Regions from separate parts of the Homo sapiens genome. Here all the other regions are linked to region 1. Evidence: chromatin contacts called from ENCODE Hi-C data. All regions are on one chromosome and are shown on one strand. The core of a region is the stretch at or near the end of the contact, and the rest is flanking DNA. Distances in the headings are between cores, read along the strand shown. Region 1 holds the start of HSPH1 (heat shock protein family H (Hsp110) member 1). Region 2 holds the start of USP12-DT (USP12 divergent transcript). Region 3 holds the start of CDK8 (cyclin dependent kinase 8).

Region 1 (4,713 bases), core at 924-3,423:
CAAAACGGGAAAATACTGAGGGCATTAAGTACCACCCTTAAGTTTAAATTTGCTATAATAGAAACATCCTCAAACTATATTATCTGAGCAAGTGTTAAATAAAATAGCATCCTAAAAGCCAGAGAAGTGTCCAAGCAGAAGCTAGACAAGAAACCGTCAAAATCAGAGCATCACTGTAAGCTCTGAATAACCATACACTTGCAGAATGGATCTACTCATTTTCCTAGGGGAGAATCAAATTAATTGTACTAAATAACAATTAGTAGCTGATACAATAGAATCCACCACAATTATAGTTTAACAAACATATTAAGGGGAACTCCAATACTGCCCTCAGTTCACATTTTTCAGGGCCATACCTGTTGTCTTTGATTTCACACAGTAGTCCCTGTATAACACAATTTTTTTTCCCACTCTCTTCTCTGAAAAGCTTTTCTTTGTTTTATTGGATCAACCAGAACAAAGTATAAACTGTATCTAGGCATGAAAGCCTGAAATACTGTTTTCTTTCTTACTAAACTCCAATTAAAAAAACCTTAACCAAAACACAAACTTAGATCTGCAGGGGTAGACGTACAGGTTGCTCAGAACAGTCTTCCTAACGTTACTAACATTGCCAAATATTTTGCCTCAGATTTTCCACTCAACTTTCATAAACGTTCTCAGCACCCAAATAATTGTATTACCCCAGTCATTCATTCTACCTTTAGGTTCAATGTTTTCATTTTGCACTTTTCATCCTGAGCTTGGGACATTTGAAAAAAATTAATAGGTACAGTATTTTCCTTGAGATGAAATCATTTGTTTTCATCAATGCACATGCAGATATGTTTGTATATATTCTCGTCCGAAAATATCCCTTCACGAAACTTGCTTTTTAAAATGTTGCCCTTTGCCCACCCTATGCTCCTATAGAATATTTAGTTCAGTGACGACATCCATCCTCTTTTGGCGTCCTAGCACAAAAGTATGCAATTTTTATTCTCTTTTAAATAAACTGTGCAAAATTAATTTTAAAAATACGGTTTACAATTCCTCATGAATGGCAAAGAGCAAAAAAAAAGACGTTTACATCTTTCGACAATGATCCCGGGCATTAAGGCCAACAATGTTAGCAACGAAGAGACTGGGTAAAAAGAGGTGGGCTAATCTTTCATAGGACTGCTTCCGTGGTCGCTAACAACAATCCGCCTGCTCACTGGACAAGCAGCGACACAAGCTCTGGAAGCTTCCAGTTCATTTCGAGATTCACAATGCGGAAGAAAAAGGCCGGCAGCCCCGCTCCGCGGTGCGCAAAGATATGCGCGAAGGGAGGAGGACAAGCTGGAGGCGGCTCAGCCAGCTCAGAGAGGCCGGGTGGGGATACGGGGGCGGCCGCGGAAGGCGCAGGCTGCAGCCTGCCAAGAAAAGGGAGCGAAGTTGCGGGCTTTGCCGCAGCCCGACCCCCAGTAGGTTTTGAAAACCCCCAATAGGAAGCCCGCACAAGGTGACGACCCTTAGAGTCTCGACTCTGGGACTCCTCTCACCCCCGTGAATCCCTGAGACAATCCCTTCTCCAATTTGTGATGGCAAGCCCCCCATCCCTCCTCTGGCCGGGTCGCTGGTCCCTAGTTCCACGGAGGGGTGCGCCGCTGCCCAAACGCCTCCGTTTGCCGCGGTGATCCGTACAGCCAGCCCGCGATCTTGGGTCCCCACACTAAGGGCCCAGAACCTCCTCCCATCCACCCTCGCAGACTCCCACTTACGGGGTGCACCGGTCGCTGAACTCATTGGCGATGGTCTCGATGCCCCCGGCCCGGGCTACCGCGATGTAGCAGCTCTGCGAGCCCACGTCCAACCCCACCACCGACATGGCCGGCTCGCGGTCCGCCTCCGCCTCGGGTCTCGGTCTGCGTCCTCCGGCCCCCTGCCTGCTTCTCCTGCCGCCGCTTTCTGCCCTGGCCGCGTTCTGCTCCGGCCCGCGGGGTCTGGCCGTTCCTCTGACACTCAGAAGGACACACAGACAGCCGCGGCCTGTCAGGAGCCTCCTACTCCCCCGGGGACAGCGGCGGCTGGCTGATAAGAAACCCTGGGAGAAAGCGGGGCTCAGCCTCCGCAGGTCGCTCCGCACCTCGGGTTGCCTGCCTCACTCTGCCGCGGCTCGCACACCGGCGCCGGCGCTGAACTACCGACCCAAAAGGGGAGGTCCCACTTCCTCAGCCTTATGTATCGCACTGATCAGAACTTTCCAGAATCTGCGGCATTTACTCACCGGCGCCTCCACCGGCCCCTCCACGTGCCACTTCCGCTTCCTTCTTCTCGAGCCTTCTGGAAAGATTCTACCCAATGGGCAGCCGGTCCCCGGAGAACGGCCGCCGTTGCCATGGCAGCGACAGGGCCGCTCCCGTGCCATTGGCTCAAACCTGCCTCCGCCCACTCCCGCCCTAGCCACAGGCGTTTTGCTGCCCTAATAAAACAGGCAACGAAGAATGACTCCAAAACTCGGAATAGTCACAATTTACTACCGGGAGGTGGTGTCCGATCCTTAACGCTAAAGGGAGGCTGGGCGGGCGGAGACAGACCCCATTTTTGCAGAGACCCCAGACACCGGGATGGTGGGGAGGCCGGCCAGCTGTCCGGAGAGCATGTTGGGAATCGTAGTCCCGCTGGGAGAAGTGTGCGCCTTGCATGCTGGGATGTGTAGTCCTGGCCGCAGTGCTTGCTGGGACCCGGCTTTGTCTTCTGGGACTCGCGAGAGAGGCTGGGTAGGGTTTTGTCTGGCGCTTTTGCGCGGGTTCCCTGGCAATAAGCGTCATTTTGTTCGTTTGTTTTGTATTCACTTCTATTATTGTCTGGATTACCCCGACAACTGGTGCGTTACGACTTAGGAGAAGGAACACCAGTTCAAACCGCTTATAATAAAAGCAAAGGGGTTGTGTTAAGTGTTCTTGTATTCATCAGGCAGCAGGATGATCTCTTGTGGAGTAAAATGTCAGGTGTTTTTTTTTTTAAGAAATCGATTTTTAGTTGTGACGTCATTTGGCAGGCTGTCCACGGTATCACTTTCTGCTTATTTTTAAAAGGTCTGATTTAAGCCGACGCTGTTCTACCCTGCCACTCCTAGCCATAAATTGGTACTGTGTGTAAGTTTTGCTTTTTGTTTGATCTGAAGCAGCTTTTGTTTCTTTCCCTCAGAAGCGATGTCCCCGTTAACTTTTGTTCAGTAAAGAGACAGTGTAAGAAAAGGTGGAACTGTGTTGCTGATAACTTATCAGGTCTTTTATACCCTTTTGTGTCTTTTTAAGTTTGCTTCTGATCCCTGAGTTTACCTTATGTCAGGCATGTGGAAGTATAAGCACAGTTCAAATATGTTATTGGATAAGCGTGTAATTGAATAAGGAGTTGTAACCTAAAGTTAGAAAAATCTAACTCATAAAGAGTATGGGAATTCCTCCTTGTCTATCAAAACAAGTTGGTTAAGTCAGAGGCAAGACGAAAGGCCCAGGTTTACATTACATGTAAATTGTATGTGCTTTTGCTAGTTTTCCTGCCACTTAGGTGGCTTACTTAACATGCTTCAGTTAACTCACCTTTAAAATGGGAGCAATAATAGTTATCACGGGGTTGTTGTGTTCTTACATTTGGACATATAGTTAGCTGTAACTATAAGTTATTTTTGTTATGCATCCCAAAAACTTGGTTTCTGTCCCCACCCCCCGCCCACCAACTTTTTCTTACATATCAAAACCTTATAATAAAATCCATGGAGACATAGCAATTTTGAACAGAAAGAACCTTTGAGATTATTTGGTCTGCTTCCCACATTTTAACTGCCGTACGAAGAGGAGACATGAACAGTTCTCAGTCTTTGGAGCCAGACAGATTTGGGTCAGGTTCAAATCCTTGGCACTCTACTAAGATGTTTTATATAAAGTACAGCTTGTAAGGGCACCAGGCCTCCTGGAGTCAGACATCATGGGCTTGAATCCTAGCTATTCTTATTTGTGAGCTGTGTGATGTTGCGATAATTACTAAGCCTTTCTGTATTCCATCTCATGGTGTTTATGTAATGATGGAAACTATATGTAAAGCACTAAACATATATAAACATAAACATATAAAGTCTGTCATCTTTGTCAAATTCCTCTTTGCCCTCTGTTTCCTCGACTGTAAAATGGAAGTAATACCTATTTTTGCTAGGATTTTGGAAGGATTAGATATAAATAAAACATGGTATGGTGGTATTTGATAAATTGTAGTAATAGAAGTAATATCATTCAGTGAAAGTCAGTACAAACTTTAATCTTGTACTGCTGTGGATGTGTTGTGTAGTCATGGTGTAGCCCCCTTTTATTTAATCGATTTGCCTTAATTATTCAGCACAACAGGTAAGTGATAAGAGGTTGTAAAATCTACCATATTTATTATCTAATTGAAATTCTTAGCTGGGCCAGGCATGGCGGCTCACATCTGTAATCCCAGCACTTTGGGAGGCCAAGGCAGGAGGATCACCTGAGCCCAGGAGTTTGAGGCTGCAGTGAACTATGATCACTCCACTGCACTGCAGCCTGGGCAACAGAACAAGAGTCTGTCTCTAAAAATAAAAAAATAATTCCTAGCTAGGTGCAGTGGCTCATGCCTCTAGTACCAGCTACATGGGAGGCTGAGGCATGTGGGTTGCTTCAGCCCAGGAGTTGAAGTCCTGCCCAGGCAATATAGCAAGACTATTAAAAA
Region 2 (4,452 bases), core at 1,755-4,254, 4.0 Mb before region 1:
ACAGGGGTAGGATTATTCAAGTAAGGCTCCCTGCTTAAGAGACAGGCACACACACTCGCCAGACAAGAAGGATACGGGGTGTGGCAGGGAGGAGCGTTCCAAGCCTAGCAAAACAGCACCTACAAAGCCAAAGAGGTATCTTTGCTTTTCAATTTTGTGATTCTCAGAGGACAAATGGCAATTTTCTTTAAAGAATAAGACTGCAAATTACTTTGAGATATTCAGCACTATTTGGGGGTACATTCGAATGTATTCAAATATGAATACAGACACACCCAATTTTAATAGTACCTTTGGAACGATCTCATTTGGCCAGGCATTTTCTGTATTTGCCAACAATACACACGCCCCACATGTAATTAATGTATCTGGATGGAAGCCCTAGAAAGAGCTTCTGATTTGACATCCTTGGGATCAGAATCCCACTTACTAAGTGTGTGACCCTGGCAAATCCCTGTGTCTCACTGTCCTAATCTGATTACAGCATACATTTATTGTTTACCTGAATACTGTTTGTGTCCATGAGCAAGAATGTAAACACCAAGAAAACAGGGGCTGCCCTGACCAATACTGCATCCCCAGTACTCAGCGTCGCCTCTAGCACTTAGTGGCTGCTAAGTGTATACTTGATATACAGTACTTGAGTGAATGAACAGTCGGTAAAGAGTATCACACCACTCCTGAAATCTAGTCTTTGACAATGAACTATGACCCATACAATGTGTGTAGCTCAGCCATGTGGCAAAATTGTCACTGTAAAAGACCTAATTATCGCATTCCTTTTGAAATTGACTAAGATAATAATTGGCGTATCTAAAAATAATTAGCCCAAACAATTCTCCAAAATCATTTTAATATAGTCCATTTAATACAAATGCTTTCCTAAAATGTAAACTGTGAGAAAGAACAATCATCCAGTTGGGAAATGGAGTCTTCAATGATTCATCCTTCAATATGATTTCTTTAATACTGTCGATTTTATGTCCACCTGATTTCAGTCATTTTTTGTACTGTTCCTCAGCGTGTAGTAGAGAATCTGCTTTTTAAGGCATCTTTCAGATCTGATTCACCACTCCTTAAAGAAAAATATATACAATGTACCACCCTTAGATGGAAAATTTCTTGGGGATCTCCTATATGAAATCAGTTGCATAAATAGGGCCAGTGAGGCATGAAACACAAGATTTCAGAAGTCTCTAATAACAACCACTAGGCCCACGTTGCAAAGAACAACTTTTTTCGGTGATGACTCATAAATTATGATCCCTACATATAAGCTCATGAGGAACTAATGAAACGAATTTGTCTCATCATGTGGAAAACTGTGGTCCTTCTGGCCACGCACAAAACACCAAGTTTTAAACGCGCCCACGTTTTGCTTAATTCGGGACTTCCAGCGGGCATTAGCACTTTTCCCTTACAGTCTATTTAAACGCCCTAGGAAAACAAATACCATCGCCTTGGCAGGCGGTCCCCGCACAGACAGACCTAGCTCCAGCCACATACAGATGTGTCTGGTGGGCTGAAGTAAACAAATGACAGGAAAGCTAATGCTGCTTTTCAAGATTAACGTGCATTCCCAGAGACAAGACTGCCACCTGGACACACGGCTGGAAACGGGAGAGCTCGTGCCTCTCAGAGGAGAAAATGGAGAGAATTTCAACAGTACTTATTTAAAGTTTCCACCTTCACACACGCCCCTTTCCCCCAGCGCGGGGTCGGGGACTCGGCCCAGCCAGCGGCGCGAGGAAATCTGCACTTGACTTCCGTCCTCTCCCAGGCGGGAATGAGCGCTGCCCGCCCCGGCCGAGACCCTTCCTTCCTGCCCGCCGACCCCCACCCCTCCCGGGGACCCCTCCCGCTCGGCGCGCGACCAGAAGGAAATGGAGCCCGCGCGGCTCCGCGCCCCCTCCCCGACGACCCCGGCCCGGGGCCGCGCTCTGGCTCGCGCGCGCCCACCCCTCACCCCGGCACAGGCCGGGCGCGCCTCGGCCCTCGTCCCCGCGTCCCGAGCGGACCCCAGCAGTTCAGCCGGGGACTCCCGGAGGCCGGTGCCCGCCCGACGCCGCGTCTGGCACGGTCGCCCACTCACCGCTACCCTCGCGCCGCCCTGGCCCACCAGGCGGCGCCCCCTCCCCAGCCGCCTGGGCCGCTCACCCCCGCGCTCCCCGCCTGCGCGCCGTCCAACCGCCCCCGCCCGGGCCGCCCGGGCCGCCCAGCCCGCCCGCCCGCCCCGGCGCTAGGCCCCGCGAGCGGCCACTGGGAGAGGCGGGTCCAGCGCCGCCCGCCCGCCCGAGAGGTCCCGGCAGCCCCGGCCGCCCGCTCGCCGCCACCTACCATGGTACAGATGGAGGCGAATTTGGAGACTGTCATTAGGATTTCCATCCGGCCAGCGCCATCTTCCACCCAATCACAGCGGCGGCGGCGGGCGGGGGAGGAGGGGAGCCGGGCCGCCCGCTCGCACCGCAGCCCGCGGGCGGACCCCGAGCCGCCGCGGACCCAACCACCGAGCCCGCTGGGCCGCCGCTGCCGTCGTCGCCGCCGGCGCTCAGGCACTCCCGGCCTCGGGCCCCAGCCCCCGCCTGCCGGCCGCCGGCCCGCCCCCGGCTCCGCCCCGGCGCAGGGCGCAGCCGCTGCCTCCGGGCCCGCGCCTGCACGCGAAGCCGCCCTCCGCCCACCCCGCCCAGCGCACAGGGGAGCGGGCTCCGCCGAGGCCCTAATGCCCGGCCTGCCAGGCAGCGGCGCGGCCAGGCGGCGCAGCCCCGCCCACCCCTCGGCAACCCCTCCGCGGCCCTTGTGCGCGAGCCGGGGAACTCCGGTCCGTCCCCACCCCGCGCGCGGCAGAGGGCAGGACCGAAGGCGGGCGCCACCTCCTGCCCGCGTCCCTGCGGTCCTAGAGCCGGGGACCCAGAGACCCCCGCGTAGGAAGGGGTGCGGCGGGGAGGCGCGGGGGTGGCGGCGGCGATCTGGGAGAACCCTGGAGGGGACCAGCTGCGACACCCACCGCGGGCGAGGGGACGGCGAGCCCCCGCTGCCTAAACAGAAAACGGAGGCGATGATCTGGGTAACTACGGGCGGAGTGGGAGGAAACCTGCTCTGCACAGTTAAGATAACCCGGGTATGCGTCCCAAGCACTTGGTTTGTTTCTTTTTACGTATATTGGATGAATCACCGGAGTCAAACACAACTTAGAAAAAGACAAAATAATTAAACAAAAATGAAGAGGCAAAGAACAAATTACACATGTTTAACTCTTTGAATTAAGAAGAAAGATAAGTAATGGGGGAAGGAGAGGAGCGAAACCTGTTGGCCTGTTGGCGATAAATTTATAATAGGCTTCTAAATATCTGCACATTGAGCTGCAAAATAGGGAGGATCTCAAGCCAGCAGTGATGATGATATTACCAGAGACAGGAAGCCCGCAAGCAAGAAAAATGCCCTGTGAGAAATCCTTAGGCAGTGCTGGCTACTGGCATGGGTAGTTCCTCTTTCTCCTTTTATAAAATTCATATTTGCACCCTGTTCTTCATGCCTGGCAGCTCAGCTTTATTTTTTCCTATTTGAGAAAGTAGTTCAAGTGAGTAGAATAACTTCATAAATTATTATGTTAGAAAGCTTGTGATATTTTCTGATTGAACTCGTGATGGGGTACTTTTCTGGGTTCCCCTAATTCAGTGGGGTTGAGGATCTGAATTCAGGCAGAGCTGTAAAATCAGAAATGCCTCACCTCAAGGGTTCAAAGCACTCAAAAACAAAAAGCATTCAAACAAAATTTAAGTGAAAAATAGACTTCTGGTACATGAATACTGTTTCCATAGTGATTCCATTATAAGCTTGCTTGGGGGGGGAATGCAGATTGAATATAGCCAAGCCCCATGGTAGCCGGACTGGATCTCCAAGCGCCTGCCTCCATGGAAGCCAAGAGCCCTGATACCCCAGCCAGGGGCTTTCCTCTCTATACTTGCAAGCATCACCCACCTGAATTCTTTCTTGCTCTTTTCTACCCCCTGTTTGGACAAGGGTTTCTACATCTTAGACCTCTAGGGCCTACCTGGGCCTTGTCCGAGTGTCACCATGCCCATCTGTGTGCCCGTCCTGATAAATAGCTGTGGTCATCCTGTCCTTCCCACTTGCTGTTCTATTCCAGCAAACAGGTCTGATGTGCCAGAATTTTAGACCTGCCTCCATCCCGCTAACCACCCATATGCCTCCTTGTCCATTAATCCGAACATGTCACAGGAACAAAAGCCACTGGCTTTACATATAAGTTTATATAAGAACAAGGCCTTTCTAAAATGAATTTCTAGGCTGAGTATGGTGGCTCACACCTGTAATTCCAGCACTTTGGGAGGCCGAGGCAGGTGGATCACTTGAGGTCAGGAGTTGGAGACCAGCCTGGCCAACGTGGTGAAATCCCGTCTCTACTAAAATACAAAAATTAGCCAGGCGTAG
Region 3 (4,754 bases), core at 199-2,698, 4.9 Mb before region 1:
TTGCACTTTGCAAAGAAAAAATTCTAGGCTCCAAGAACACATTAGTAAATGACAATGCAGGATTCAAACCCAGTATAGTAAAATACTCAATACTTATATAGTATGCTAGGTAAAAACAATTTAATTTTACACAGTGGTGAAGTCACTAATTTTCTCCAAGGAAAATTATATAAGAGAAAGCCCTTTGGAGGCTTTTTCACAAGATGATATCATCATCATCATCATTGGTATATGGATCTTTTTGAGATAAACATGTTTATTCATTCATTAATTTAACAAGTGTTTACTGTGCATCATTATCAAGGCATGACACTAGGTTTTACAGAAGATGCAAATATGACTTCCTATAACAACTTAGGATCTAGCAAGGTAGAGGAAATAAAAGATGAAAGGAATTTGATAAATATCACAGGAAAGGTGGGAAAAAAAGTGTTAAAAAGTTCACATTAAAACTGCAAAGTTCATATTCCCTTTGGGAAGTGGGGAGCTTTAGTGGAAATGGTAACAATTGGAAAACCAAAAATTAAAAATAGACAAGGGGGGTAAGATAAAATGATAGATTAGTATCAAGATACCAGGACTCCTGAAGCAGGACATATTGCTACCTTAAGATTATTAACAAACTAGTTCCCATGGATTTAGATCCTTTCTGTAATCATAGCTAGAAACTGGTGTTCTTATAGGTAGTATCGCAGAAGGCTGTACTGTACTCAATACTTCCTGTATATGGATAGGAAAGGTTTGGATGGTCATCTGTCACAAGAGTAACAATGTTTAGGAGTAGCTTGGACACTGGTCATTGATTCACTTTTATTGGTGCTTGTAATGTCAGTATGTTGACATCATTGTGCAGCCCTTATCAGATTGTGAACACCAAGAGTACCCCAACTGCTGGCCCGCGAGCTGTTTACAAATATCATACCGGCTTTTATCGATGATAGTGGCCTTTAAAATCTGGAGTTCAGAGTGGCACAAAATGTGTTTCTAATGCAAACGACTCTCCTTCCCACGTGCACCTCTTTGATCAAGTTTGTGGCTGAAATCAGACTCTAGTTAGATCGCTGTAAAAATAAAAATAAATTTTCCCCAAATGATTGAAACGAATTTCACCCTAGACTACGAGTCCCATCATGCAACGCTCCCATATTCCCACCGTGTGGGGCGGAGTCGTAGAAGGGGCGGCAGCGGCGGCGGCCTGTGCATTCTGGGTATTGTAGTCTGGGGCCCGGCCACCGCTGGGGCTGGTTCCACGTGGTGCATTTGGCGGCAGCTTTGGGCAGTGGCTCCCCTGCTCCCTCCACACGGTCCTCAGGGTGCCAGCGCCAGCAGGGGCGGCCAGCCACCGCGGGAGCGGGCTAGAGTGTGGCCCGGAGGCAGCCCGAGGCTTCGCGACGTTTTTGCGACAGCCGCGGCCGTGTTCCGCGAGTGCCCTCCCTCCTCCTCTCTTTGAGGAGGTACCGGCTGTTGTGCGGCTCTGCCCTTCTGTTTGAGTGTATGGGAGAGTGAGTGAGTGAGTGAGTGTGAGCGTGTGTGTGAGAGCGTGAGGCGTGAGTGCGCGTGTGAGAGGACGAGAGCCCGCCTGGCCGCCCCGCCGCTCCCGCCGCAGCAGGAGCAGAACGCGCGGCCGGAGAGAGCGGCGGAGCCGGCGCCCAGGGAGCCCGCGGGGACAAGGGCAGAGACACCGCTCCCCACCCCCAGCCCTCGTCCCTCGGCTCTCCTTCGCCGGGGGATCCTCCCCGTTCCTCCACCCCCGGCCGGCCTCTGCCCCGCCGTCCCCCTGGATGTCCCTGGCGCTTTCGCGGGGCCTCCTCCTGCTCTTGCCGCATCAGTCGGGCTGGTGCTGCGGCCGGCGGGCGTAGAGCGGGCGGGTTCCCGGGGGCTGCGGCTGCCCGTGCTTCCCCGGTCCCCACCCCTGCCCCCCGGCCCCCCGACCCAGCTCTCCGGCCTCAGAGGCTGTGACAATGGACTATGACTTTAAAGTGAAGCTGAGCAGCGAGCGGGAGCGGGTCGAGGACCTGTTTGAATACGAGGGCTGCAAAGTTGGCCGAGGCACTTATGGTCACGTCTACAAAGCCAAGAGGAAAGATGGGTGAGTGTGTGTGTCTGGGCCGGTGTCCGCGCTGGGCGGCGCTCCCGCAGGCCGAGGCAGGTAGCCCGGAGGGAGAGCGGGCCGCCGGGGTGCCGGGCTCTGACTTCCTCGACGCCGGCCTCTGGCTCCGCCAGCCAGGTTTGGGGAGGAAGTGGTGTACGAGGGATCCAAACCCACGAGAAATCCTGCGTGCCGCGTCTGTGTTCTGCTCTGGTGGTAAGAGGCAAGATGAGCCTCTGCACCGTGGGCTGTATACTTTTCAAGGATTTCAAAGCTGATTCATGAAAAAATTCGTTCTAAAACGCCGGGTTAAATGTTTTTTGTTTTTTTTTTTCCTTGGTCGATTTATTATGGTAACCTTCTGGGGATTTCCTCACCCGCCTCTGGAGTGTCATCCATCGGTCTAGAAGGAAGGCTGTGATCCTTTCCCCCACCAGTTTGTGATCGATTTTTTATCAAATTTGTATTTTATTTGAGGAAAGGAAGGCAGCGAGTGAATGTGGTTCTGGAGAGAGTTCCCCATAGTGATCATCTGCAACATAAATGTTGCAATTGCTATTTAGATATTATTAGCTGTGAATTTTTACATAGAACAATGGGGGTTTGGTGCAGGGTGGGTGGTGGGGAAGAAGGCAAGTGACATAGGGACTATCTCGTTCAGGCGGTTTCCCCCAAATTTAGCGGCTGGCAGTGAACTTTAAATAATCCCTTTGCTTTAAATATTCTTCCCTAGTAACAACTTAATTAAACCTATGACTGGTAATGCTTCCAATTTAGTTTCTTAACAGGCAAGTGAATTGTTCATTTTTTCTCTTTGTCAGTAGATGAATGTCTTGTAATATTGACAAAAGAGAAGGCAATTCTTAGTTGGGGGGAAAATATATTTTATTAACTCCATGTTTTCTTGTAAAATGGATGTTGTCTCTGTTGCCTTTGACAGAATAGAAAATTATTGAAAAGTCAAAGCTTATTATATAATCCTTGGATTTTATTAGAAACGAAGTAGCTTTACTTGAGCATCCCAGTTTAGTCACCTGCTGTATGATGTTTAATCACTTAAAATTTCCAATTAGGTAGGAGAGTATGTTCAGACTACATTAGCACGAAAAAAAAATTCATAAAGCTGAAGTTCCCTACTGTGGGGTAGGGGGGCGCATATTTACAAATACTTTAGTATTCTGGATGTTGGAAAGGAAAGTGTATATTTATTGGACATTTTTCTTAGATTTACTGAAATGTCTTTCTAAAAGTATTTACAATGGACTCTACGAGGAAGATAGGAGTTCTAATTAATTTAGAATGTGTATTTTAGTGCTTTTATGCAACAGTAAAGTGGAACAGATCGGCAGAAGGTAGGGATTTGGATTTGAAAACTTGATATTCTGGGCGCCGCACGTATTTAAAAGTACTTTTTAGCGGAATGGATAGTCTGGTGACACTGGAGAAATCAGCGTCTGGAGATATTGCTGACTCTGTTGTTGTCTAATTAGACTTATTGTTGAAGTTTTACTCTGTAATGACATATATTTTTAAAATTATGTTTGTTAACTCACCATACAATATTTCTCAAAAGCTTTAAACCATCTCCCCTTCCCCCAGTATTATGTAATTTTGGGCATATTCATAAAATCCCCAATCCCATGAGATTAGACATTACAGTACATTTGACCAAACTGACATGTTATATAAAATTCTAGCGCCTTTGCATTATTTTTAATCTGTGTGAGAGAAGCCGGTTCTGTTTTCATAAATTACCAATTTAAGCTAATAAAATATGCATATTTGTTTTAACGTTGTACATTTTATTAGAAAACTAATACTGTGTATTGGCAGGGGGTACTTAAGCACATTTTATATCTCTATGGTCAGGTTTTAATTTAGGCCGTTAAGAATAATTTGAAAGAATAATTTCAATATCTTTGAATTTAAAGATAGTTGAAGGTATAATGTATGGACATTCTTAGTCATCTGTGACAGCTGAAAAGTAACATTGCATTTTGGAAAAAAGAACTTATTATTTGTAATCCTTGGAGTTTGTTTTCCATCAGTCTTTAATGATTCTCTTTATGTGATGAACTTCTATTTTTAATGGATCAAATGTCAAGAGAGTTTTAAAATTACTATCTTTTAGAGATAGTTTTAGAGAGTTTTAAAATTACAGGGATTTTTTTCGGTTTGACTTCTCTTTGTAACCTCACTCTGGTAAAGTATCGCATAGTATTTATGAGGTTCTTTTGATCTTATGTCAGTGAAATGTAATTTAATGCATTTTAGTCCTGGTAAAATAAAATTTGTGGCTGTTTAATCTTTCATAATAAGATGATGATCAAATAATTTGTTTCTAGTATTGATTTACTTTCAAATTACATTATATATTCTGCAGCTGAGATTTGTTCTCTAGGAACTCAGACAGTAACACCTTTAAGGAGAACCTGAGATTTTCTATAAAAGGAAGTAACGCAAATAAGCTTGGTTTAGACATATTTGACTATTGAAATGAATGTATGTAAACGTTGTATCCTTTCAGTTGCCCAGTGAGCATAGAACATGAATAATTGGTAAAATAATTTAGACCAGAGAAGTTAGCTGCTTAAATTATTAAGTTTTAGGAAATAAAATAGCTTCAAAGATTCATTTCTTTGACTTACTTGAGGCATGATTGCAT

The links. A loop is a pair of places that touch in the nucleus more often than their neighbours do. Pooled maps may share reads with other maps.
Region 2: a loop to region 1 is called in a map of CD4-positive, alpha-beta T cell, with 6 times the contacts of the local background. The contact joins the promoter of USP12-DT here to the promoter of HSPH1 in region 1. A Hi-C loop is called at or near these places in 3 of 168 maps with a recorded cell type or tissue (CD4-positive, alpha-beta T cell, CD4-positive, alpha-beta memory T cell and naive thymus-derived CD4-positive, alpha-beta T cell) and 11 of 50 pooled maps.
Region 3: a loop to region 1 is called in a map of B cell, with 17 times the contacts of the local background. The contact joins the promoter of CDK8 here to the promoter of HSPH1 in region 1. A Hi-C loop is called at or near these places in 5 of 168 maps with a recorded cell type or tissue (B cell, CD4-positive, alpha-beta T cell, CD4-positive, alpha-beta memory T cell and 1 more) and 11 of 50 pooled maps.

The regions. Positions count from the first base shown.
Region 1 is chr13:31,159,731-31,164,443 of GRCh38, forward strand. It overlaps HSPH1 (heat shock protein family H (Hsp110) member 1), which reads right to left and starts at 2,174. Exons shown (of 18, transcript NM_006644.4): 1 at 1,746-2,174. The coding sequence starts at 1,852. It overlaps LOC105370148 (a long non-coding RNA gene), which reads left to right and starts at 2,930. Exons shown (of 3, transcript XR_941825.3): 1 at 2,930-4,367. RefSeq lists enhancers at 1,268-1,813, 1,814-2,359, 1,971-2,050, 2,181-2,300, 2,531-2,800.
Region 2 is chr13:27,169,255-27,173,706 of GRCh38, forward strand. It overlaps USP12-DT (USP12 divergent transcript), which reads left to right and starts at 3,005. Exons shown (of 2, transcript NR_046548.1): 1 at 3,005-3,118. USP12 (ubiquitin specific peptidase 12) reads right to left here and starts at 2,557. Exons shown (of 9, transcript NM_182488.4): 1 at 2,338-2,557. The coding sequence starts at 2,385. RefSeq lists enhancers at 1,534-1,643, 3,144-3,333 and silencers at 1,884-1,933, 1,964-2,033, 2,104-2,193, 2,254-2,303, 2,444-3,083.
Region 3 is chr13:26,252,681-26,257,434 of GRCh38, forward strand. CDK8 (cyclin dependent kinase 8) reads left to right here and starts at 1,449. Exons shown (of 13, transcript NM_001260.3): 1 at 1,449-2,089. The coding sequence starts at 1,962. RefSeq lists a silencer at 1,454-2,053.